Linked DNA regions of Mus musculus: region 2 is linked to region 1. The links are chromatin contacts, found by POLR2A ChIA-PET in ENCODE. All regions are on one chromosome and are shown on one strand. Each heading gives the region's core, a stretch centred on a gene start or an enhancer-like site at or near the end of the contact. The rest is flanking DNA. Distances are from core to core; before and after follow the strand shown. Region 1 holds the start of Ndufb11 (NADH:ubiquinone oxidoreductase subunit B11). Region 2 holds the start of Cdk16 (cyclin-dependent kinase 16).

Region 1 (7,913 bases), core at 1,723-4,222:
AAAACACCAGGTGTAGCACATGCCTTCAATCCCAGTGATGAAGAGGTAGAAAAAAAGAGACTCCCTCAGGCTTGCTGGCCAGCCAGTATAGCTAAATCTGTGAGCTCTGGGTTCAATGAAAGACCCAGTCTCAAAAACTAAGATGGAGGAGCAATTGGGTGGACACCTGGCACCACTCTCTGGCCTCCACACCCATATTAACAAAAACCCCACCTTCACGTCCAGTCATGGTACTCATCAGGCTGTTTGGTATCACCTGTAAACTATGTGCTCTTCCATGTAATGCTATACATAGCAAGACAGTCTCTTACAGGGGAGACCTACAGTCATTGTGTCATTCACCTGTGCATTCTCAGAGCACAGATGCACATGTGCTGAAAAGAGTCCATTTCTTTGCTGTGTTGTTTCTCCTGCCTAGAGCGCCCTTCATCCTAAACCAGTGCTCACACTGGGAGGGGAGGGAGGGGATAACTCACCGTCTTTCATACTCCATGTCCTGATAGGAGTTTTAGGGGCTGCTGGGGCCCCTCCTCAGTAGCTGGCTCCTTTCACTTCTCAGCCACCCCTGTTGCTGCCAGCATGATCTGCCCGTCTGGGTGATACCTCCTGCAGAGACTCTACAGAGAATGGAAGGAAGAAAGGGGTCAAGGCAGTTGGAGCAGAGAGGGCCTCCTTGAGGAGACAGTCATTGTCAAGATTCCCTACTGTCCTATAACCCAAGGACATTGTTTTCCATTTCCTCGTGCTTCCGTGCAACAGTTCAGGAAGACAACCCCTACTTGGCTCTCTCTCCTTTTCTTCCCCCATATTCCACTACCCTAGAAAATAGCAAAGCCCTCATCAAACAAAGATATCTCATAAAGATTTGGTGGGGCCACAGGCTATTTATGACCAAGGTTTTGCATTCTTAGACTGGTAGACAAATGTAAGCCCATGGCTGGTTGCTGGGAAGGGAAGGGCAAGTGCTAAATGATTTGCCTAGATTAGGCACATTAGTCACAAAAATAAGACTTTTACAATAATTGGATGGGGTATAGTTGAGGGTAGAACACTTGCCCAGCACATTCAAGGCCCTGAGGTCCCATCACAAAAACTAGCAAAACTCCAAAAGACAATACAGTAGCAAAAGACTTCACAACAGAAGGAATCTCAGACTCCTTTCCATGGGTCAGGGTATTATTTCAACCTCCCAACAAGATGCCAACTATACCCCCAACAAGGCAGTCAGAAACCCTGAAAGGCTTTTGGAGGGGGGAGGCGGCTAACATGGCAACAAGACAGCTGCCACCTCCCTGGGCTTTTTGGCCAACACAGCTCTGATCCTCAACACAGCAAGTAGTTCCGCCCTAATGTGCAGCCAGGTCCCCAGGTGAATCTCTCCCCAGGGAGCTTAGGCTAAGCTTTCCAGAGGCAAAAGGGGCCTCTTTCCCAAGTGGTTCCAAAACATCTTGTTCTACTGAGTGACAGGGACAGCTACTTCATCCAACTTTTGGGACTGCCTTGAGAAGTACAAGATCTGAGAGTGTCATGACCCAACCAGAGATCAAAATTACCCCTGAATCTTTAGCTGCCACCCATTTGTACAGGAACCAAGTAAAGCTAGGCGGGTATAGTACTTGCCCAACGGTAGGTTGCCACAACACCTTTTCTCTTAAGTACCTATTTTCTCTTCCAACTCAAGGATCAGTTAACTTCCCCCAGATGGGGAAAAGAATCACAGGCAGGAACCCCAGTGGATGAGAACCTGACACAAAATGCTCAATGGCAAAAGAATGAGTCTAATTTTGTTGCATACACAGCACAGAAAAGAAACAAAGTTACAGACAAGCCCCCAAAATAGCCAAGGGCCAGGATCACAGGATACCTATAAGAGACACAATTAAACGGATTTCCCTTTGAATATATAGACCTCACTGTTACAGATACAACTCCCAAAAGAAGAAACGCCGGATATATATATTCTCTGCACCCCCTCCCCAAACTAACTAAGTTGGGGTCGATCAGTAACAAGCCTGCTTCCTGATAAGGATCAGAGGTCAGATACAGACCCCAAGGATAAAAACCATATTCACTTTCTTTCTCCGCGCTTGTCACCCTCATTCCCACCACATAAATGAATAGAGGCCGCAGCCAGAGTATTTCCCCGTGGATAGTTAAGTAACAAGGGCAGTCAGCACAACCCTCCTCTAAGAACACCCCCCGCAAAGTCGCAAACACGCGCGTTTCAAAAGATAAAAAGTTCGGTGGGCAAATACAGTAAGTCACAGTACCCCACTCCCATCTGTCTCTCCCTTCCCCCAACCCGCGTGCACCCATCCCGCGTCCCAATCGCGCACGCGCTTTTGCTTTCATAAGAAAAAAGCTGGGGTGGGGGACCATACCCCCTCTTCAGGTGCAGGCTGTGCAGGCATCCCTCAGCTCTGTGCGAACTCCGAGGGTACAGTCCGTCCCCGCGCCTCTTCTATGCACACCGGCCCTCTCCCCCTCCCACGCGCCCAGCTCCTTTACCTCCGATCCCACGACCCGCAACGGCGCTCACCTTCTCGGCCCGGGCTGTCAAGGGAGGGCTCCCAGGCATCACCTCCGCCCGCCACCACCTCCTTCAGAACTGTTAGTTCAAATGGGAGCCAATGCATGCAACTACCAAGTCCAAGACTGGGAGCAAAAAGGAGGAAAGGGGGAGGGGAGACGCGACCGACGCGTTGCCCTCCCAAGGAAACTCGGTGCCACCTCCTCCTAGCCGGCCACAGTCACCAACACAAAATGGCGACGAGAAGAGAGCCGGCGATCCGACCACCATCCACCTACTAAGGGAGCGCGCTCTGGCCGGCCTTGACGATTGGTTGCCGGTCACCATTGGCTGGCCCTGGCATTCTCTGATTGGCAAGCATATGCTACCTCCCCATTCCCTGTGAGAACGGCCCAGGAGTCCAGAAAAAAGAGTAGCTATTGGCTACCCCTAAGAGGCCCGCTCTTTAGAAGCTTGCTGTCCTTTGAAGTTGAAAGACAACTAGAAGCTCCACCTCTTTCCCTACAGGGCCATCTAGATGTCACCGCTTTCTTCTTACGAAGAAAATGAACAGACCTCTCAAAAACAACTCTCTCCCAGACTAACAGAAATGATAACGTTGATTCGGTAGCGACACGGCGTGGGAGGCAAAATAGAGTCCGCACCTCGCCGAACTCGTAAACAAACTTAGGCCGGGGATCTATTTAGCAAGGTAAGGGCGGAGCGACAAAAATCGCGCTGGGATCAACCGCAGCTGCGCACATTGTATTTCCGTCTCCCTCCCCCCCCCCGCCCCCCAGGACTCCGCAGTACAAGCTGTCATGGCGGCCCGACTGTTAAGCTTGTATGGTCGCTGCCTGTCAGCAGCGGGGGCGATGAGAGGGCTCCCGGCTGCTCGCGTTCGCTGGGAGTCCTCCAGGGCTGTAATCGCCCCATCCGGTGTGGAGAAAAAGCGGCAACGAGAACCGACCATGCAGTGGCAGGAGGACCCAGAACCCGAGGACGAAAACGTCTACGCGAAGGTGAGAGGGAGGGGGGAAAACGGGACGCTGTAGGGGCCAATCTGGACCAGGGAAACCAGTGTCAAAGCGGACATTCTCCGGCCCGAGATTTGAGCAGTGGACAAAATCTTCGAATATTCAGAAATTTTGCCTAGCTTGTTTTTCTCTTTCGTTGCCTTATTTGCAGTCAGAAATCACACTGAAAGAGGGCAGCACCCAAAGCATGTTAGAAACTTTATAATTAGGGTAATACTAAACTCTAAGGTAACACGTGCATAATGCCAGGCTGTGCTAGACACTTTGTATCTATTTACTCATCTCAATTCTAAAGTAGCGTGATTTTGAAGTAGGCACTATAACTGTTACTGAAGTAGGCACTGTAACTGTTACAGTGACATAGATGAGGATACTAAAACACAAGTTGCTAGCCCAAGATCACAGCTTGAGTAGGTCATGGAGCTGATTATTTGCATTCAGGACTGAATTCCTGTGCTTTATGGAGAGCAGAGATTCTGGAGTCAGACATCTTGGGTTGAAAATTATTCACTTGTATGACCTTGGACAAGTAATTTAATCTCTTGGTGCCTCGGTTTCTTTGTAAAGTGAGAAAAGTACTAGGAAAGCTAAGAAAAACACACCTGCTTCATATGAGTCAGAATGGTCACTGCAGCTCTTACCACTTACTTCAGAAGTACTCCAAATTAGAAGGTGTTTATTATTGCCATTTCCACTCTACTGAGGATATTGTGAGGTTTGTGTTTTTGAAAAGGCCTAGTATATTCAACATTAACATCTGATTGAAGATCTTAAATTATTATAGGGTCCTATAGAATAAGTGGACCCATAGGAAATTGCCAATATCCAAACATTTTTTTAATCTTTATAAATAGCACTTTCCAAGGATGAAACTTAACAGACAGGGTGAGCACTCCCAAACAAGTACGTGAGGCCAATTATTCATTTGGAAAGAAAGTCAAAATCTTGGATGGGGAGATGGTGATGAATTCAGTGGTGATTAGATTTGGAAGAAGAGCTTTCTAGGCCTCGAGAGCAGCAAATGTCACAGCCCTGTGGTGGGAAGGAATTTCACGTATCCTAAAAGTAGAGAAAGGATTTTAATCAGGGATAAGAGATTGGTTAGAGATTGGAGGGCGGATTAGAGACCAGGTCATGCAAGGCCAGGATATAACTTTATGGAGCAGCAAGAAGCCCTAATTGACCTCTCCTTCTCCTCAGAACCCTGACTTTCATGGTTATGATAGTGACCCTGTGGTGGACGTCTGGAATATGCGAGCTGTCTTCTTCTTTGGTTTTTCCATCGTCCTGGTCTTTGGGACCACCTTCGTGGCTTATGTGCCTGATTACAGGTATAGGGGTTTTCTAAGAAAGTTGAGTGGGAAGGGGCAGAGGCAAAGGTAGAGGTTGGAGGAGTCTCTGGCCAGAATTCTTACCCTGTACTGGTGGGGGATAGGGTGCTAAAGTTGGGAACTTCTGTCTAGTAAGGTTCCCTCACATCATAACCCACTTGTTGCTTTTAGGATGCAAGAGTGGGCCCGCCGGGAAGCTGAGAGACTTGTGAAATACCGAGAAGTCAATGGCCTTCCCATCATGGAATCCAACTACTTCGATCCCAGCAAGATCCAGTTACCAGAAGATGACTGATGGCTTACCGAGCAGGGCCTAAGAAGCATTACTCATCCGCTGCTTGTTATTTACCTGGTTCCTCAGAACACCTTATTAAAGGAATTGAAAGTATGACTGGTTACTGCTGCTTTTGTTATGGAAGAGGATATATGAGTGTGTGACAAGCTTTCAAGGGCCACTGCTGCCTTTCTTGTCTGTTGCTGTGTACCACTAAGGTTTGGTGGCTTAGTACTGTATCCCATGGCCCTGTGGATTGCATAGCAAGGATATGTGGCTCCCCTTGAATCTCAGGTGGTTGCTATTAAGTAGTAGCTAGGGCTAAAGCCATCAGAAGCACATCTGGTCTGTATAGTCAAGGTTTCAAAAAAAGATGTCTGGCACTTCAGGGTTCAGTACAGTAACCTGGGCTTCTTCAAGCAGTGGTTCTCAACCTATCTAATGCTCAGACCCTTCAATATAGTTCCTTATGTTGTGCTGAACCCCCAGCCATAAAGTCATTCTCATTGCTACTTTGTAACTTTAGCCTTGCTACTGTTAGGAATCATCGTGATGTAAATATTTTTGGAGGTAGAAGGTTGCTAAAGGGGTCACACCCCACAGATTGAGAACCACTGCCTTATAAATGTTGGAGGGAGGCTCTTCTGGATGGAGAAGATCTAAAACTCAAGAGGGACATGTGTTCAGATATATTCTATGCAAAGCAGTGCTCAGCATAGTGTGTGCTGGAACATTTGGTCCACCAACACTTCTCAGCCTTTTGGCTAAGATAAAGTGCTATATCTATCTGACATGTCCTTTATGTGAGGAAAATATATGATTTTTTTTTTTTACTATCAGGGAGATGGAATAGCTTGCTCTGTCCACTCCATGCCTGAATCTGGTATTACAGGACCATTAGGAATGGTGCATTCATTGTAGGTGGGGGGTGGGGAGCATTAAAAAATTGGTATGTTCCATCTTGTATAAGTGACATCAATCTATGCCTTTCTGGTTTATATATCAAAAATGAATGTCTTCCATTTTCCCAAGCCCTACTTCATCAAGCTCTTGGCCCTTGAGAAATTTTCACTCTAGCTATACTTAAATCCGAAAATCTAGAAGTTACACTTCAACTAAATCCTAAAATCCAGGCCCTAGGCCCTTGTATTCTGGCTGGAAAGATCACTTCCTCTTGCATTGCAGCTCAGCTACACTGTCTGTTTTGAGCCACTGAATTAAACAGAGAGTTGGAGAGATCCAAGTTCCAGTTGGTAAAGTACTTTGCATGCAAGCACAAGAATCTGAGTTCAGTACCTAGAACCCAGGTTAAAAAGCCTGAGCGTGATAGCATACACTTATAATCTTAGAGAGAGCAAGGTGGATTTCTGCTGCTCACAAGCCAGCCAGCCTAGCCAATTTGGTTAGCTTAAAAACAGTGAGACAGGGCTGGTGAGATTGCTCAGCAGGTAAGAGCACCCGACTGCTCTTCCAAAGGTCCTTAGTGCAAATCCCAGCAACCACATGGTGGCTCACAACCATCCGTAACAAGATCTGACTCTCTTCTCTGGTGTGGCTGAAGACAGCTACAGTGTACTTACACATAATCAATAAATAAATCTTTAAAAAAAAAACAGACACCCTGACAGCTCCTGAGGAATGACACTTGAGGTACACCCACAAACATGCACCCCTACACACAAACTATGTATGTACATATATAAAGTGATCACTGTCACCCACTATATCTTTTTTTTTTCCATTTTTTATTAGGTATTTAGCAAATTTACATTTCCAATGCTATACCAAAAGTCCCCCATACCCACCCACCCCCACTCCCCTACCCGCCCACTCCCCCTTTTTGGCCCTGGCGTTCCCCTGTACTGGGGCATATAAAGTTTGCGTGTCCAATGGGCCTCTCTTTCCAGTGATGGCCGGCTAGGCCATCTTTTGATACATATGCAGCTAGAGTCAACAGCTCCGGGGTACTGGTTAGGTCATAATGTTGATCCACCTATAGGGTTGCAGATCCCTTTAGCTCCTTGGGTACTTTCTCTAGCTCCTCCATTGGGAGCCCTGTGATCCATCCATTAGCTGACTGTGAGCATCCACTTCTGTGTTTGCTAGGCCCCGGCATAGTCTCACAAGAGACAGCTACATCTGGGTCCTTTCGATAAAATCTTGCTAGTGTATGCAATGGTGTCAGCGTTTGGATGCTGATTATGGGGTGGATCCCTGGATATGGCAGTCTCTACATGGTCCATCCTTTCATCTCAGCTCCAAACTTTGTCTCTGTAACTCCTTCCAAGGGTGTTTTGTTCCCACTTCTAAGGAGGGGCATAGTGTCCACACTTCAGTCTTCATTTTTCTTGAGTTTCATGTGTTTAGCAAATTGTATCTTATATCTTGGGTATCCTAGGTTTTGGGCTAATATCCACTTATCAGTGAGTACATATTGTGTGAGTTCCTTTGTGAATGTGTTACCTCACTCAGGATGATCTTCCATGTCTTTTTAGCTATGAAGAGGTGCTTCATCTACCTCTATGGCTCTAGCAATAAAAGAAAAAAAAGGGAAAGGCAAGTTACCAGGGGACTGTCAGATTGACAGTAACCAGTTATTTTGTTCTTGTTTACCCTACTGATTTAGTAGGGGAAGGGGGGGGGGAGAAAGAATATAGTCAAAGTACATGACATGCTTGAAAGAAATTGTATTAAACTCACTCAATATAACATACAATGAAAATCCATTAAAAAGGGGAAATGTCAAATCAAAAATGTGTTAC
Region 2 (7,913 bases), core at 3,616-6,115, 71 kb before region 1:
ATTGGTGCCTGCTTGATCATCAGGGATGCCGTAAAGACCCCAACAACCCAGAGAGGGATGCCAACATGAACATGTCAGTGACCAATCACTACATATCCTTCGTCATTGTTGGCCTACCCCTAAGTAGCCTACCTGGGTACTAAGACTTGAGTGGCTAGCTGAGGGTAAGGGCCCACTCATTAAGTTGTTGGTCTCTAGGGTAATAGTCTCACTGTGGGAGCACAGGACTCCACAGCAACTATCCTCAGGTGTAGCAGCAGTGACAGCCGCAGCCACAGTTGGGACAAGGGGTTCAGTCAGAGCTGAAGAACTAGTGACAAGGTCCTGGGTGTGCCCATAGAATGGCATGTTCCGCTGACACCAGCCCCACATTGCCCCCAACTGCCAGGCAGAATGCTCCCTGTGGCCCACAGGGACCCTCTTACCTCCCTCAGCAACCACTGTCATGGTGACTAATGGGTCATCCCACTTTTCTATCCAGATGAGGGGAGAGCTGTCCAGGCTGAACCATTGGATAGAGTTAGCAGGGGGGTGAGGAGGGTATCTCAGTACACCAGCTATCCTCAGAGCTGCTAGACAGGTTTTATAGGGTTGAGACCCACAGGGTCCAAACCCAGGTTTTTACAAAACTAGATCATATTCCTTTTCTCCTAGAGAAAACACCACATCTTCCTTATCATCCCAAATAAATATTATAGTCCTCATGTGGCCCATGTGTCTTTTTTAAAAAAATATTTATTTCATGTATGTGATACACTGTAGCTATCTTCAGACACACGAGAAGAGGGCATCAGATCCCATTATAAATGGTTGTGAGCTACTATATGGTTGCCGGGAATTAACTCAGGACCTGTGGAAGAGCAGTCAGTGCTCTTAAACGCTGAGCCATCTCTCCAGCTCCATGCCCATGTATCTTATATACCCCACTTGCCCCTATTACCCCTGTAGCCTCACCACACCCAACAGTTTCTACCTTAGGATCTGTACACAGGTTGCTTCCCAGATTGGAAAATATCTTACCCCATCCTCTCCAGTCCATTGTTCAAATATCACCTTTTCCATGAGGCTTCTATGAGTAACCCTATTTAAAGACTCAGCCATCTTGAGCTCCTTCACCTTTCTAATGTGTCCCTCAGATCTTACAACCGCCCCAGAAATAAAAATAACACCATCTACTTATTGGTTTCTTTCCTTTTTTACTGTCTGTCTTCTCACCACCACAACTAGAAAATTTGCTTTACCAGGGTAGATTTCTGTATGTTTAGGCCACTGTTCTATCCTGAGAACCTGGAATAATGGCTGATATCAAAAAGTACATACAGAAGTAGCCGAGCAAGGGGCTGAGAGCCTAGGACCAACTTTTATTGAGGTTAAGTCCCAGACACAGACTACTATAAAGAAGACACTTAGGGATGCTAGAATCGACAACCAGATGACCTAAATGGGCTGTTGGTGGGAATGGGGCCACCAAAAGGTTTAGGTCGGCATTCTTCTGCTTCCTCCTGGGCTCTGGGCCAGCAAGGAGGGGGAAAGACCTAGCTCAGGAGCCATCTGTACTCACAGCAGGGCCTGAGGTGGCCCAGGGCCCAAGTATAGCTAGAATTGAGGTTGAAGATAAGGCTGGGGATGAATTAAAAAGAAATGGGTCACTTGTTACCTTGAAACAAAATGCTTACCCCAGCAGCTCCCACTCCCACTTCTGCCCACTTCTTCACTAGAAGGGAAGGCAGAGCCAGCTTAGCAGAAGAAATCTCAGATAGATAAGAGTAAGATCCACCCACAGAGAATACAGGGCAATCCTGACCTTGGCGACAAACACTAGATCTAGGCCTAGAAAGTGGCCAGTTCCCAAGGACCAACATTTCAGGGAGGACAGACTCCTAAAAATATATACACTTAAACATTTATGAGCAACAAAACTTAAATACCATAATTTCAGTTTTCTGAGCTTCTAAACTTCAGAACAAGTGAAGGAGCAAGAATCAGGAGATAGGATGTTAACGTAGCATTTGTCCTTCTTGGCATTCCTCAGACATACTCACCAGTTCTCAGGCTACTCTCATACCAAGGACACGGACGGACGATAACTCCAACTGCTGAGCACACAGTTGCATTACCACCATACTTACACATGCTCCATTCTGTCCTGACCTCTAAAAGCACACACTAGATCCCCAAGAAGGCCCTCAATATTTATTAACTCCTACTAACATTCACAACGTCTAACTCCCTTCAGCACTCAAAACCTTGCCCTCAACTGTATTGGCATATATTTGCCCCTTTTAAGTAACTCCTACCACCTTCACGTTGAGTCCCTTCCTAGCCTAGATGCTTGTTAGCCTCTCTCTAGCACTGTCCTTCCCAATAATAGTGTCCCCTATGGATTCTGATCCTCCTTAACATGCATTCAGGGTGCTCTACTGCTGACCCAAATTAGCATTCTCTGGACTTTCACACGTCTCTGAATCCTCAGTACATTGTGATTCTTATACAATCCCTGACCAGTTTGGTTCACACTTAGGTCCCTTCACAGTTATGGGTCTCTTGATGTGCATGCAGGGATCTAAACCCAGGTCCTCTGGAAGAGCAGCACATGCTCTTAACAGCTGAACCATCTCTCTAGCCCTTACCTTCAGAGTTATGACCACTGTTAATATACATTCTTTTTTTGTTTGTTTGTATGTTTTGTTTTGTTTTTCGAGACAGGGTTTCTCTGTGTAGCCCTGGCTGTCCTGGAACTCACTCTGTAGACCAGGCTGGCCTCAAACTCAGAAATCCGCCTGCCTCTGCCTCCCGAGTGCTGGGATTAAAGGCGTGTGCCACCACGCCCAGCTGTTAACATACATTCTTGTACTTCCAGTGCACAGTTCCTTCCCTCAGCACAAGATTAATCTTCATTGTATCTTGACCCTGACAGTCCTAACTCTATCAGCACACCTTGAACCCTTCCTTAGCCCTATTCTCCAGGGAGAAATGCACTATTCTGTATCAGACTGACTCTCATTAGTGAATGCAGCTCCTCCATTTGACCCTGACCCCTAATAACATACATCTCAGTTCATGACTCCAATTCACTTTGGCACACCAGTACCTACTCCTATTCCCTGCTTCAACCAACCACTCCTACCACCATTTCTCTGGTTCACAATTGATTTCCTTCATAGCTCTGTTCCTTTCATTATCCACTAGATTCTCCACCCCTCACCCCCAAAAAAACTCTACTTCTGAAGCACTCCTCAAATCAGCACACTTCAGTGGCCCATGGAGAGAAAAAAGGCGTTTTGATGTACATCAGCATATTTTACTTTGTGCTCTTCCCCTAATAGCGTGCATACATTTAAGTGTCTGTATCTATCTAACCCCACAGCAGCAGCCTTTACAACAGTGGTTCTCAACCTTCCCAATGCTGTGACCCTTTACTACAGTTCCTCATGTTGTGGTGTCCCCCAACCATAAAGTTCTTTTTGTTGCTACTTCATAACTGTACTTTTGCTGTGATGAATTATCATGTAAATGTCTGATATGCAGGATATTTGACATTCGACCTCTAAGTTGAGAACCAGTGCTCTAGAACTTCATATATAGTATTGCCCCCACGCTTTCTGGAAGCCTTTATGGACATCCACTCACACCTCATCTTGACCCTTAGTGTGCAAAGCTCTTTATACTTCCTTTACTGACAATCTCCCGTACACATGTACGCACACACCTAAAACCCAGTAGTACAGGCCTTTCCCCATCCTCTCCCATTACACACACTCTCAGGTCCTTCAAAAGCTCTGCCTTCACTGGCATATACTGATCTCACCCTACCTTTATTACATCTACATACCCTCATCTCCAGGACCCTCCATTACCTCCTCTATGAGCACACCCTGGACCCAGAGAAGCTGCCACCCTCAACTCCGTGGATAAACACAGTATTAACACTATCCTGACCCTCATCACCACACACTCGGAACTATGCGTCTATCAGCACACCTTCTGGTAGTACCTCTACCACCCTTTCTCCATTTACACTGGGCCTCTCTGTAGCTCCAACTTCCACTAGAATGTTTTGGAACTGTCTTTACTTCAAACCCTGTTATACCCCATCACGTCCCTCATGGTCCTGCAACCCCTTTCCATAAGCACACTGGGCCTGAAGTCGTAAGGCTTTTTATTACATGTTCCTAGCCCTTTAGCAACTCCGAGAATCTCACTGTATCAATCCATTCCCATAACGCTAGTCCTTTAATCACCCTTCTCCCACTTAGCATCCACAGCACTTCCCATCCTCAGCTCCCAGGACAGGGGCCCAGGGCGGGGCCAAGGTCAGGGAGGCCCCAAATGACCCCCCAGTGCATTCTGGGAAACTCGAGGGGGAGGGGGCACCTGACAGACAAGCTGCCCAGAACCCCTTGGTCTTGTTCCAGCACTGCCTAGGGTCCGGCTGGCTCTCTAGGAAGAGCAGCCCCCACCCTAAGTATCGAGGACACGCTCACCGGAGGGGGCGCGCGAGTAACCTCAGAGCCGCGGGGCCGGCGCGGTGGCGCCTGGGGCGGCGGCCCGGGATGAGGCCGCGCGACCTCCTTTTCCTCCAGTTCGCCGCAGGCGCCCGTCCCAGTAGTCTTCGGCCATGGCTGCTGGGCCCGGGCCGCCGCCGGCTGAGGAGGAAGAGGCGGCGGCGGCGGCGGCGGCTGAGGCGGCGGCGGCGTCCCGCTCAGCCGGCCATGAGCTTGGCCACTGCGGGCGATGCCCCCGTGCTCGCAAGCGCCCGCTGGAATCCGGGTGTTCACGGCGGCTCGTGACTCACAGCAGACAGCTAGCGGAGACGCAGCATATCCCAGAGCCCCCCAGCCAGCGGCCCAACAGCCGCGCGCGCCGCGCTCCGCGCATGCGCACGCACACGCTGGGGGTGGGGTGTGAAGCAGGAAGGAGGAGACTCACCTCGGACTGCGTGTACCAAAAGAGCCTTCTGCAGCGGGAGGGGGTGCGGCCATTGCGTGCCCAGCAGGGAATGTGGCGTTGGCCCTGGAACGGCGCCAGGGGGATTTAGAGAGGGGTTAATAGTTTTGATCTTGCTAGAAATTTACTAGCATCGAGGTGAGCAGCAGCCAGTAGCCAGGCGTGCCAGTCACCACCTTCTTTCCCTACAGTCTCATTTGGTACATCCCCATGGTGGTAAACGGGACTTTTGCAAGGAGAAAAAGAACAGGTGAGCGAAGCAGTTCCAGTCCTTTGTGGTGCCTCGGGAGGCAAGAATTTAAAGGCTGGAAATGACTTTCTAGGAGAGGTGGCCTGGATTACCACCTTAGCTAGGACAATCTAGCCCCGCCCTGCCACCCACCCTCTACCACTAGTTTGTTACCCACTGTGAAACGTATGTGGCCCCACCCTTTTGAAAAAGCTGACGCTCAGCCAATCAAATTTGCTCCCTGCGTCAGGGCTGAGCAAGAATGAAGGGCGTGGCAAAGCTGAAGAAGCATGATCTAGCTTTCTCTTCAGCTTGCCTCCTCCTCTGTACGGTTTTTTATTGGTTTTCGGGCTCGCCTTTTTGTTCTGAGCGCTTCTCAGGAGATCGCTGAATATCCCGTAAGATAATTGGTCCAAAGGCCACTCAGTCAGCCGGTTCCCTCCTTTAACCATTCCCACATTCTCCTGCAGCTTCTTGGTGTGGTGAAACCTAGGCTGAGAAGGAAAGGCCTTTTTAGAGGGGGCAGACTCCACTAAGGCGCAGGTTTGGAACTTTGGCTTGGGCGGAGCTTCTTGCTGCCTCACTCTAATATTCGCGTACAAGCTCCTCTAATTAGGCTTTCTTTACACCTTTCAATTACCTCATCTTGTCCTCTACAGTCTTACTTAACTAGGTTCTGTTACACGGCCAACATTGCCAGGCATACCTCTCATTCTTCTCTGTAGAAAATGACACGATTTCCCGTATCTATCCCAAACAGTTCTGCAGACTTCCTGAGACTTCTTACACTGGCCCCAGGAATTTCCTTGCCTCTTCTGGGCTTCCTTTGGTTGGCCTTCTTTCCCAGTCACGATTTTCAAGCAAGGGCCATTGATTGGCAAGTACTTCTTCAGCCATGAAAGTCGTCCTTGCTAGGATAGACATCGGGTCTATCATTTAACAGACTTAATCTCCTTTCCTCTCACAACAGGAGAATATCCTAGTTCTTGAATATAGCAGGCATTTGTGTCTCTGAGACTTCATACTCGCTGTTGTTGTGCCTGGAATTCACTTGCCCCATATCTACACTTATTTCTTTCTGGTGCAGTTCCATTATTCCAAATCCCCACTTGGCTTTATGCCTTTTGAAAGGGGGGCTTTTAAAATTTGATGTTTATTTGCATTGTTAAAGTCTATTCCCAGCCTTGTGTGTGCTTCCATGCTGAGCTAATAATACCCAGACCTGGTCAACATTTTGTTGTTCTGTTTTCAGACAGTCTTTTGCAGCCCAGTCTCATCTTGAATTCAGTGTAGTCAAGAATGATATTGAAGTCTGGATTCTTCCTGCATCCACCACCCAAGTGCTGGTGTTATAGGCATGTGCCACACACCTGGTTTTATTTGCATTCTACCAACTGAGCTACATCTCCAGCCCATTTGCATTTGTGCCAGGCTCATTGATCAACTTTTAAACAATGAAAAAAATAAATGAATGGGATTGGGTCTGGAGAAATGGCTCAGTGGTTACAGACATTTGCTGCTCCCCAGAGTTTGGTTCTCAGCATACACATCAAGTGGTTCACACTGTATCTCCAGTTCCTTCTTTAGTTGTTGTGGTTTTTTCGAGACAGGGTTTCTCTGTATAGCCCTGGCTGTCCTGGAACTCACTCTGTAGACTAGGCTGGCTTCAAACTCAGAAATCTGCCTGCCTCTGCCTCTCAAGTGCTGGGATTAAAGGAGTGTGCCACCACCGCCCGGCTTCCAGGAGAAGTTTTATAAAACATGACATTAAGTGGATAAACATAAATGGACACAAATGTTTCATTTTACATTTTCCCCTTTTCTCATCAGAGTATTACTTTCTATAGTTATCACTTTGGCCAATAGTATAAAAAGTGTGGCACTAAGGGCCTTAGCATAATAATGCAGCATAGTGAGGATGCCCTCTTCTAGTTTCCTCAAGCATCTTCATGGCATACTCTAAAACACACACACACACGCACACACACACATACACACACACACGTGAACACAGAGACACATTAAAAAAAACTTAAAAATGTATAGGCCAGATATGTGGCGCAACCCTCTCTCTGAAGAGAATCCCAGCACTCTCAAGAGGCAGAGACAGTTCTGTGAGCTTGAGGCTAGCCTGGCCTGCATAGCTAGCTCCAGGACAGCCAGGGGGCTACATAGAGATTCTGTCTTTAAAAAAGAAAAATGGCAAGACTGAGAAGAATGGCTCAGCAGGTAAAGACACCTGGCTGCCAAACTGAACTGCCTAAGTTCTGTTGATTGGACTCACATGGAGAGACCTACATATGGACATTATGGGATGCCTCTCCCCCAATTAAATGAATGTAATATACTTTTTAAAGTTGTATGTTAGCCAGGCAGTGGTGGTGCATGCCTTTAATCCCAGCACTTGGGAGGCAGAGGCAGGCGGATTTCTGAGTTCGAGGCCAGCCTGATCTACAGAGAGTTCCAGGACAGCCAGGGCTATACAGAGAAACAGTATCTTGAAAAAAACAAAACCAAATAAATAAAATTGTGTGTTTGTGTATGAACACACTTGTCAGAGGACAACTTGCAAGAATTGGCTCTAGCATGTGAGTCTTGAACTCAACATGGCTCAAGACAAGATTTTCTGTAGGCCAGGCTGGCCTGAGCACTGGATTCTCTTCCAATGACCTCCCCAGTTCTAGGATTACAGATGTGTACCAGTACGCTCAGTTTATGCAGAACAGGAGATTGAACC

What was found. ChIA-PET counts read pairs that join two places held with the same protein, here RNA polymerase II (POLR2A).
Region 2: POLR2A ChIA-PET joins it to region 1 with 10 read pairs in embryonic stem cell. The contact joins the promoter of Cdk16 here to the promoter of Ndufb11 in region 1. POLR2A ChIA-PET finds 5 or more read pairs at or near these places in 3 of 5 experiments (Patski and embryonic stem cell).

The regions. Positions count from the first base shown.
Region 1 is chrX:20,612,678-20,620,590 of GRCm38, reverse strand. Ndufb11 (NADH:ubiquinone oxidoreductase subunit B11) reads left to right here and starts at 2,972. Exons shown (of 3, transcript NM_019435.5): 1 at 2,972-3,531; 2 at 4,747-4,877; 3 at 5,049-5,265. The coding sequence starts at 3,331. The coding sequence ends at 5,172. It overlaps Rbm10 (RNA binding motif protein 10), which reads right to left and starts at 3,088. Exons shown (of 24, transcript NM_145627.3): 1 at 2,540-3,088; 2 at 477-617. The coding sequence starts at 493. It also overlaps the pseudogene Gm23628.
Region 2 is chrX:20,685,378-20,693,290 of GRCm38, reverse strand. Cdk16 (cyclin-dependent kinase 16) reads right to left here and starts at 4,865. Exons shown (of 16, transcript NM_011049.5): 1 at 4,485-4,865.